Linked DNA regions of Mus musculus: region 1 is linked to region 2. A link is a contact called in ENCODE POLR2A ChIA-PET data. All regions are on one chromosome and are shown on one strand. Each heading gives the region's core, a stretch centred on a gene start or an enhancer-like site at or near the end of the contact. The rest is flanking DNA. Distances are from core to core; before and after follow the strand shown.

The links. ChIA-PET counts read pairs that join two places held with the same protein, here RNA polymerase II (POLR2A).
Region 1: POLR2A ChIA-PET joins it to region 2 with 34 read pairs in embryonic stem cell. The contact joins the promoter of Pkm here to the promoter of Adpgk in region 2. POLR2A ChIA-PET finds 5 or more read pairs at or near these places in 4 of 5 experiments (Patski and embryonic stem cell).

Annotation. Positions count from the first base shown.
Region 1 is chr9:59,654,864-59,659,063 of GRCm38, reverse strand. Pkm (pyruvate kinase, muscle) reads right to left here and starts at 2,488. Exons shown (of 11, transcript NM_011099.4): 1 at 2,415-2,488. Gm51708 (a long non-coding RNA gene) reads left to right here and starts at 3,158. Exons shown (of 4, transcript XR_003948336.1): 1 at 3,158-3,227.
Region 2 is chr9:59,289,159-59,293,743 of GRCm38, reverse strand. It overlaps Adpgk (ADP-dependent glucokinase), which reads right to left and starts at 2,172. Exons shown (of 7, transcript NM_028121.2): 1 at 1,878-2,172. The coding sequence starts at 2,110.

The sequences.
Region 1 (4,200 bases), core at 1,239-3,738, 370 kb before region 2:
CCTCAAACTCAGATCTGCATGCCTCTGCCTCCTGAGTGCTGGCAAACAGTTCTTAACAAATTTCCCTACAAATTAAATAATTTAAAATATAATGCTTAAAATGAAAATAGCTATGTACTAAATAAGTGATTAGTATTCATATAGTTTGGCTTAAGCAATAATTCAGAAATGCCTCGAGAGAAACTGCCAATCTGGATACTGGTTGTTCTATGAAAAGCTGCTGTGCCAATCATTCAAGAATGAAAATATGCCGTCTAGAAGCAGCCACTCCACATTTCCACTCTTATGGTCACCTTCATTTAGGTGATACCCGCCACCTCTGGAAACAGGGTATCACCCGCTCCATGTTCTCAAGCTCACAGGCCTTCCTCCCAAGTACTGGGATTAAAGCTGAACCACCACACTCAGTCTGAGTGAGACATGTTTAATTCAGGGAAAATGCACGCTATTTGACTCACTAAAAAAGAGGGAACCTTACAACACTTCAGAGAACAAGTGTGGTCCCCTCACTCACCCAAGGAAGAAAATTTTCTCAAAAGCCGCAAAGTTGAAAGGTTGAGTCATCTTGCCCAGACCCGGTGATGGTTTACACTACTTTCCCAAAGAACACCCTCACTGCCTTTCCTACAGCATAATCAGGCCATCAGAGGGCAAATTATTTGCTAACAATGCTTCCTTGAGTCTTGATCTGAGCCCCCCCACCCCACTGTTGGGGCAACAGTACCAAACTTCCTACAAGCCAGAAGGCATAAAAGGCTTACTTGAACAAAGAGGACCGGAAGGCTTCTATCTGGGTACCTGTTTCTTTGTTTCTACCCTCACAGCCAAAGACAAAGGCTGCACAGATTTCTCCCTTTAGATAGCTCTTTCTCAGGAGAGCTGCAATGTAACATTAATTACTTTGTAAACACTGACGGGATTCCAGAGAGAATTTGTTTCCATGGGCATACTGGGTATTCAGAGCCTACCTGCCTCCCCAAGCTTACCCCTAATGTGCATAAAAATAGTAAGGAGACAGAATCAAGTTGGTAGCCTTCAAGGTAACTACTTCATTCATTGACCAAAAGGATATAATGCATGCCCTTCTGGATATTTCACCCGAGGTTAGTCACTACATCGAGGATGGCCCGTACTTACAAGGAGACCAGTAATTTAGCAGCCTGGAGTGACACAGGACCAGAGGCCAAACCTAAGAATATTAATAGATCACACCGGATTCCAAAACCTAGCTGCCTCCATGCACGACTGGATTTTCACTATAAGGTTCACTTTTTCCAAACTACCAGTGTCCTGGATTTGGAAAAAGTGGTCGAGCTCTTATCTTACTATGACTGGGTATTTACTGGGTCTTTATAGCCTTCAGACTAGAAGATGCCCGGCTTTTTCAAAACCAGTATGCCGGCCACCTTGTGCATGCAGCCCCATCTTCCTCATAGCACTGACTTGACAAAATCTGCTTCCCTAATTAGACCGAGCTCTGTGGGCTATGTGTGTTCTGGTAGCGTCGGGCTCCAGTTTCTGTCGGGAACGGGTATGGGTTGATCGCCCACCCTCCCCCTCGCCAGCACGTGGGAGCAGCATGACCGATTAATCAGACGCATCGCAGTACGTGCCGCCCCTCCGCCGCAGGATGGAGCGCGAGAGCAATGAGGGCCCGTGCCCACCACCAAAAATCTGCGGGCACACAAAACAGGCAGCAATAGCGGCCAACCTTTCTTGCCAGGCCACCGGGAATACAAAAGTTACGTAACTTGTAGCTGCATTACCAAGGACCGCTAGTGACTGCATCCTACCTCCATGCACCGGACCACGAGGAGTCCGCGGACGTGACTAGAATGCGGGGGGAGGGGAAAAGCTGCGAGGGGGAGGGGCGAGGATATGGAGGTTGAAAGGATGCTGCGGCGCGGACGTGACCGGATCGGAGGGGGGAGGGGCGACGAAGAGCTGCGAACACTGGCGCGGGAAGAGAACGCTGACCTGAAAGGAGGATGAACGCGGAGGCTGAATGGGGGGTGGGGGTGGGGTGAGTAGGGGAATTATTTCAAGTAGAGATTAAGAGGAGGGCACCGAATTATGAGGGCACAGAGCTAAGAGGAAGGTCGTAAGTCGTAGTGGATGTAGGAGGACGAGCATCGGAGCAGGGCGAGAACAGGGTGGCGAGGATAGCAATAGTAAGATAAGAGGCTGGAACCAGATTGAGATGGAAGAGAGAGCAGAATGAGACCGTGGGAAAGGAGCTAGCCGGCCACCCTCAATTTGGAGGATTAAGACTTGGACTCAAGTGTGGCTCCTCCCCAACCCGGAGTGGGATGCTCGATGCCTGGCGCCTGAGTCCCGCGTGGGCAGGCAGGCCTGCGTTACACACCAGTGGGCATCGGCTCTGGGGACAGATGGCTTAGGTTCTCCCCGCTCACCTCGGGCGTACTTCGGTTCCTGCTGCGATACCTAGAGCGGACGTCAGTCAAGTGAAGACGAGTCGCTGCTGTGCGGGGCTGCGCCGACTGGGCCTCAAGGTTATCACAGCTGCGGGCCGCCGCAATCCCTCCGCAGCCCCGCCCCTCGCCCAATCCGGGCTGCGGCCGGCGGCGCCCCGCCTCTCAACGGGGCGCCCGCACCTCCTGAGAGAAGCTCAGGGTAGGCGGGACAAGCAGGTTGCCCTTTTGAGGAGGACTACCTTCCGTGGCGGAAGGACATCGTAGACCAAATTTGCTCAAGGGTTATCCTGTTGACCAATGGGGAAGTGGTGAGGGAGCAAGGCCCGCCCACCGGGCCAGCGCCGCCGCCGCCACCACCACCCCTAGGTTCCCGGGCGCCACCGCCACCTGTTGCTTTAGATCGGCTACAAAATGTTCCCTTTTTGGCCTTTTGCCCAGGTCTCCCCATCTGCCCTGGCCTACCAGGGCGGTGCCCAGATTTATAGGTCCACGGACATTCCTCCAGCCCCGCCCGGAGACTCTCCACCCTCCCGGCGCCCGCCCCAGTACACCCTCTGAGGCTGAGCGGAACGGGAAGCTGGGGTGATGGGAGCAAGAGAGTGGTGGAAGGTCTGGGCTGCCTCCTAGAGGGTTCCAGACTTAGAGGCTGGGTAGGAAGAACTTAAGTCTCTCTTTGGAACGTGAGCGCGACCTCCTAATAAGGAGGGCTAGATTGGACCCATGTTAATACTTTGAGTCTCGAATCCTGCACTTTTAAAATGCCTGGACCTGGACGCAGCAAACCAATCCAAGGTAATTAGTGCAGAACTGGACCTACGTGTAGCCATTATCTATGCAGGAGTCAACACTGGTTTTTGACTCAGGCGTGTATGTATTTAAATTTGTAGTATTGGAGGCATTAACAATTTTTTCCCTACAAAGTATTTTCTAATTTCCCAACTGTTAACACTAGTCTTCATTCCGCAGAGTTTTGAAAGCAGATACAATGTTGCCACATTCTAAATGGGAAGACTGTACCTTAGGTTTTGGATTTTTTTTGGTTTTGTTTTGTTCTTTTGTTTTTCTTGGTAAAAGATGGGTGTGACCATTTCAAGCAGACACTTCTTTGTAGTTGAATCACAGGCCTTCATCCCATTTTCGGTCAGTTTTGATTAGAGGGAAGGGTAACATAAATGCAATTTGTAGTGAAATAAAGTTTTTTAGTTTCTTCTATAAGTCCCCTTGGTCCCCTTAGTTTAGGGAAGTAAATGCTTGGTTATTATGGTGGAAAGAACATGAAGTTGGGGAGGGGGAGGTTATATCTGTGGAGGAAATCATTCCTTTCTGCAAGAGAAGGGGGTAGAAGAAATGACCTCTTTGTGCCTTGGACACACACACACAAAAGAACCATAGTGTTCAACAGGGTGACAGTTATCTATCTACTCATGTTGAGGTCCACTGTGCATACTGTGCGTCAAGCAGAGTAGCTCACACCTGTAATTCCAACGCTCAAGAGGCCAAAGTCAGTCTGAGCCACACAGATCTAGGCCCACGCAGGTCAGGGTTTCGGTTATAGATTCATATTCATTCTTTTTCTCCCTCCCTCTCTCTCCTCTCCTCTTTTACACACACACAGAGGAATGCACGCACACATGCATTAATGAACTCTACCATCACCACAAATCTAGATACAAAGCTTGGTGATCTTAAGTCTGTGACCTTGACACTTAGGGACTGAGGCAGAACTCCAGGCCAATCTGGATATGGACCCAGACTGACATGAATA
Region 2 (4,585 bases), core at 923-3,422:
CACGGACAGCACTTTTCACAACTGCTATAGACAATGTATCTCCCCTACCTCACCTCAAACTCTTGCATGGGAACCCTGTGGTGGTTTCAATGAGGATGCTCCCTATTGGTTCATCTATTCGAATGTTTTCTCCCCAGTTCGTGTAACTGTTTGTGAAGGATTAGGTGTAGCCTTCTTGGAAGAAGTTTCAGTGGGGGTGGGCTTTGAAGTTTCAAAAGCCCACGCCCTTTCCAGTTAGCTACGCTACTCCTACTTTTGAATAAGGATATACACTCTCAGCTACTGCTCCAGTATCATGCCTGCCGTCACGTTCCCTGTCATGATGGTCATGGACTCATCCTCCAAAACTGTAAGCCCCCAATAAACTCTTTCTTCTACAAGTTGCTTTAGCTGTAGTTTTGTTATGGCAATAGAAAAGTAACTAAGACAAACGCCAATCCCCACTGTGACTGTATCTGGACTTAGGGTCTTTCAGGGAGCAATTAAGGTTAAGTAGGTGGCCCCTAATCCAACAGGAATGGTGTCCATATAAGAGAAAAAGACATCACTCTGGAGAACTATACAGTAAAAGGCATGTGAGAGCACGAGAAGCTGACTGGCTCCAAGGTAGGAAGAAAGAAGAAAGGCACCCCCAGCATCAGCTTCCTTAGAAATCACCCTGGCACCTTGATCTGGAACTATCGGTCTCCAGTCACAGAAAGTTTATGTTGTTCTAAGCAACTAGTGTGAGTTATTCTGTTGTAGCTGCTCAAGCTGCTTCCAAAAAAATGCAGCACAGACCTGACTTCTTCCATACATATGCCCTCAGAGCCCAGCACACACCTGACATAGCTCCAAGAAAGATGATCAAGAACCTGATAAAGCCAGGTCTTTAAGCCCAGCACCAGGGAGGCAGAAGCAGCTGGTCCTTAGAGTTCGAGGTCAGCCTGGTCTACAGAGTGAGTTCCAGGAGAGCCTGGACTACACAGAGAAGCCCTGTCTTAAAGAAGAATAATTTAAAAATAAAACTAAACTAAAAAGACAAGAGAAAGAAAGAAAAAGGAAGCAAACAGATCAGATAATGATCTATGTTCTAATGATCTACTTACGTTCCAGACCAGCCAAGGAGGCTGTAGTTCAAAAAGGAACAACAGAAGCAACATTTAAAAAAAAAAAAAAAAAACCAACTCTAACCTAAAGAAAAACATACTAAAAAACTCGCTGATGCATAGTGCCCTTGACAAGACAAGAAAGCCAAGCCTAACTGGAAGAGGGACTAAGGTTAGTGTAAAAAAAATTGGATACATTTCTGTGAGTTTCACAAAGAAAGGAGATACTGTGATTTGAGAGAACCTTAAAAATATGAACTATCACTTAGTATGGGGAAGAAGGTAGTTTCGAGAAGGGCGTGCTAAACGCGAAAGGCGCAGAGTTCTGGTAAGGAATCCTTAACAAAAAATGTTGAATATGAAAATGAGCAGTCTTAGTAGAGTGGTCTTCAGACCGGATGACGTAAAGTCAACAGCTAGAGACAGAAGCATTTAGCTTTAAGTACGTTAGGAAGAGTGCTAAAAAAATAGGAAAACCATCGTGGCCACCTGAGAACAGTCGGCAAAAAAGGGCTGGAAGACAGACAACAGAGTAACCTCAAAAATTACAAGTGACAGGCTGAGTTGAATTTCTAAGAAGCTATGAGAGCTGCTTTTACAGGGAGCAGGGCCAACCGGGTGGAAATATGCTGACTATCCCTGCAGCGATGACGGAAAAAGGCTCGTCTCACGCGTCCGACACTTTCGCCCAGAGGGCAACCCAGACACCACCGAGTCCCGGGCGGACCCCGGAGCGCGCGCACTTCCCGGGGAGGCCCAGAGCCGCAGGCAGGCCCCGCAGGCACTCACCCCACAGCCACGCGGCGCCAGCGCCGGGCGGGCTGCGCGATGAGGGCGTCCCAAGCGGCTGCCAGCCGGCTCTCCGGGGACAGAGGTCCCACGGGCACTGGCGCGGGTCCCAGCCTCAGGGAGCTCCAGAGCGAGCGCAGCGCCGTGCCCGGCAGCTCCGGCTCCAGCAGGAACACGCAGCCCACGGCCAGCGCCAGGAAGCCGGCGCACGCAGAGCCGCGCCACAGCGCCATGTGCACACACCGCCGCACCGGTGGCTACAGGATCCTTTCTCGGCTCGCGCCTCCTCCCAGCTGGGCGCGTGCTGACGTAGACGTGCGTAACGTCACACCCGCGCGCCACAGGCTCTTCCTCCCGATGGGCGGAGCTACGACGGAACTGCAGCCCCAGTTATGGGTGGAGCTATGGGTGGGCTGGAGGCGGGACGACGACAGGGCTGGCGTTGGGGGTTCGCTCTGTTTAAGTCTTGGCGCTGGCGCTGGGCGACGCTGTTGTGCGATTCTGTCCTTGGATGAACAAAGGCAGTAGTGTGGTTCCCAATCCGTACACGTCTTCCCGATATTCACTGATAGCCTGAGATAGAGTGTGTGTGTGTCCGGGGTGGGGGCGAGAGAATACTTTTACTTCCCTAGTAAGATAAGACATGCAGATAACGAAGAAGCAGCAAACCTCGCGATTAGAGTAGTCGGTCTCCCATTGACAACGAGCCACGCTGTTGTCTCTTAATCCGTCCCTCCGCCAGTGTTTGACCTCCATGGTTTTACTAGGCCGGTTCCTTTCTAAGTCTGGTGCAGTGGCGAGGCGGAGGGTGCACGACGATGGGAAGGGCTTCCCGCGAGAGGAATCTGCTCAGACCCTAGTGGTGCTGGGCACGGGGAGTCCACCTCTTGAGATTTTCAGCTAGTCAAAGGCTTCCGCTAAGACTGAAGCGATCTTGTTCAATCTAGAGATCAGATTTAACACTCAGACCCCTTAGATAACCCTTTCGGAGGTGGTGTTCCTTTGAACAACCCCAGAGTAAGCCGCAAAGGGATACAATCATGTGTACAGTATGGAAGGACTATAGACTCGAGTTTTTAAATCCTGGTTTAGTTGTTCCGGGTGATACTACAGAAATCCAGCCCTTCCTCCTTTGATGTGACGGTTCTATGTGAGAGGGTAGGTTAAGAGGCAGGAAAGCTAGGCTTGATGTCCAGTTCATTCTCAGCCTCATCTAGCCTGGCCTATTTCTATTTTGCTAGTTCTGCTAGCTCCTGACCAATTTTCTACTCTGTCTATAATTTTTGAACTTGTTAATAGAAATGTGTTTCCCTGGCTTTGATCTTGGACGTTATCTCCCACCCCCACCCCCAGTATCCAAAGTGTTTCTGTTATGGCTCTCAGCTGTTAACTGGCCAGAGACTGGTTACTAGCCCAGACTAGCCTCAAGTTCACTGCGTTGTCAAGGGTGACTTTGAACTTTTTTTAAAAAGATTTATTAATTTATTATATGTAAGTACACTGTAGCTGTCCCCAGACACTTTTTTCTTCTCGCTCAGACCCCCGGAGCAGTCAGCGTTCTTAACCGCTGAGCTATCTCTCCAGCCCCAACTTTGAACTTCTGATCCTCTTCCCTCTAGCTCCTGGAATTACAAATGTGTATCTCTGTGTCTGGTGCTCAGGGAGGAAGGGAAGGTCTTATACCTTCTAGACAGACACTTTACAGAGTGTCTGTAAACAGAAGCATTTTTTGCCTCTGTTTACTGAGAACCAGTACCAGGTGTCTGTGATTAATTGATTTGGGAGGTGGACTGGCAAAGTCACATGTGTTTGAAGGTTGGCTAAAGCCCATTAAATATAAATTCCCAAGATCAGTTTTGGGAGGAGCGGAGGCAGCTGAACTATAAGAACACACTCATCTGGGAAGATGAGGGGACGACTCCCCATCAGTGTGGAGATCCCTTGCAAAGCTGTTGCTGAGTCTTTCCAGGCTTGCAAAACCTTTTGTTGTTTAGTCTTAGAGGCTAACTAGCAAGAGCTGGAGCAAGTTAAATCTAAGTTTATTTCTCATGTAAAAGTACAGCTGTGGTGTGGGTGACTCTGTGGCCTGTGCTAGCAAGCTGGATCTCGTCGGGTAGTTTTGGGGGGATGATCTGGGCCTCTTCCTCATTGGGTCAGTCAATGTGAGTTTGTATTGGGGAAGATAAGGAGATGAGAGATGACTCCAATTCCAGCTGCAAATTAAGAAATCCAGAGCTCCCGGAGGGGAACGAGAGACAGCAGCAACACCTCACAGAGCCTGGTGAGACTTCTGACCCCATACACAGTCCCAGCAGTCTTGATGTCCTCTCCCAGTTTATCAGGGCGCAGGGAACTACAGTCCTTCTTGAACTGATTCCTTAATGAACAGCAGTCATTTCAGATTATCTGTTTGGCATCTGGAATGTTTTACTAGCCAGTTGCTTTTCTAGGGGACAATTATGCAGAGCAGTCCTGAGTAAGCAGACAAGGCTTCATTGCCTGAGTGAAACAAAAAAAGAAAGGAAGAAAGAGAGAGAGAGAGAGAGAGAGAGAACAAGGGAGTGAGCAGCAGGAGCCTCATGACTACCCCTCCCCCAACCCAAATTACTTCCAGACATGGCCTTTGCTATTGGTTTTCTCTCCTAGGACCTTAAAATGAGAGAGCGAAAAAGCAATTTCATTCCAGAGAATTCAGAGAGCAGCACAGG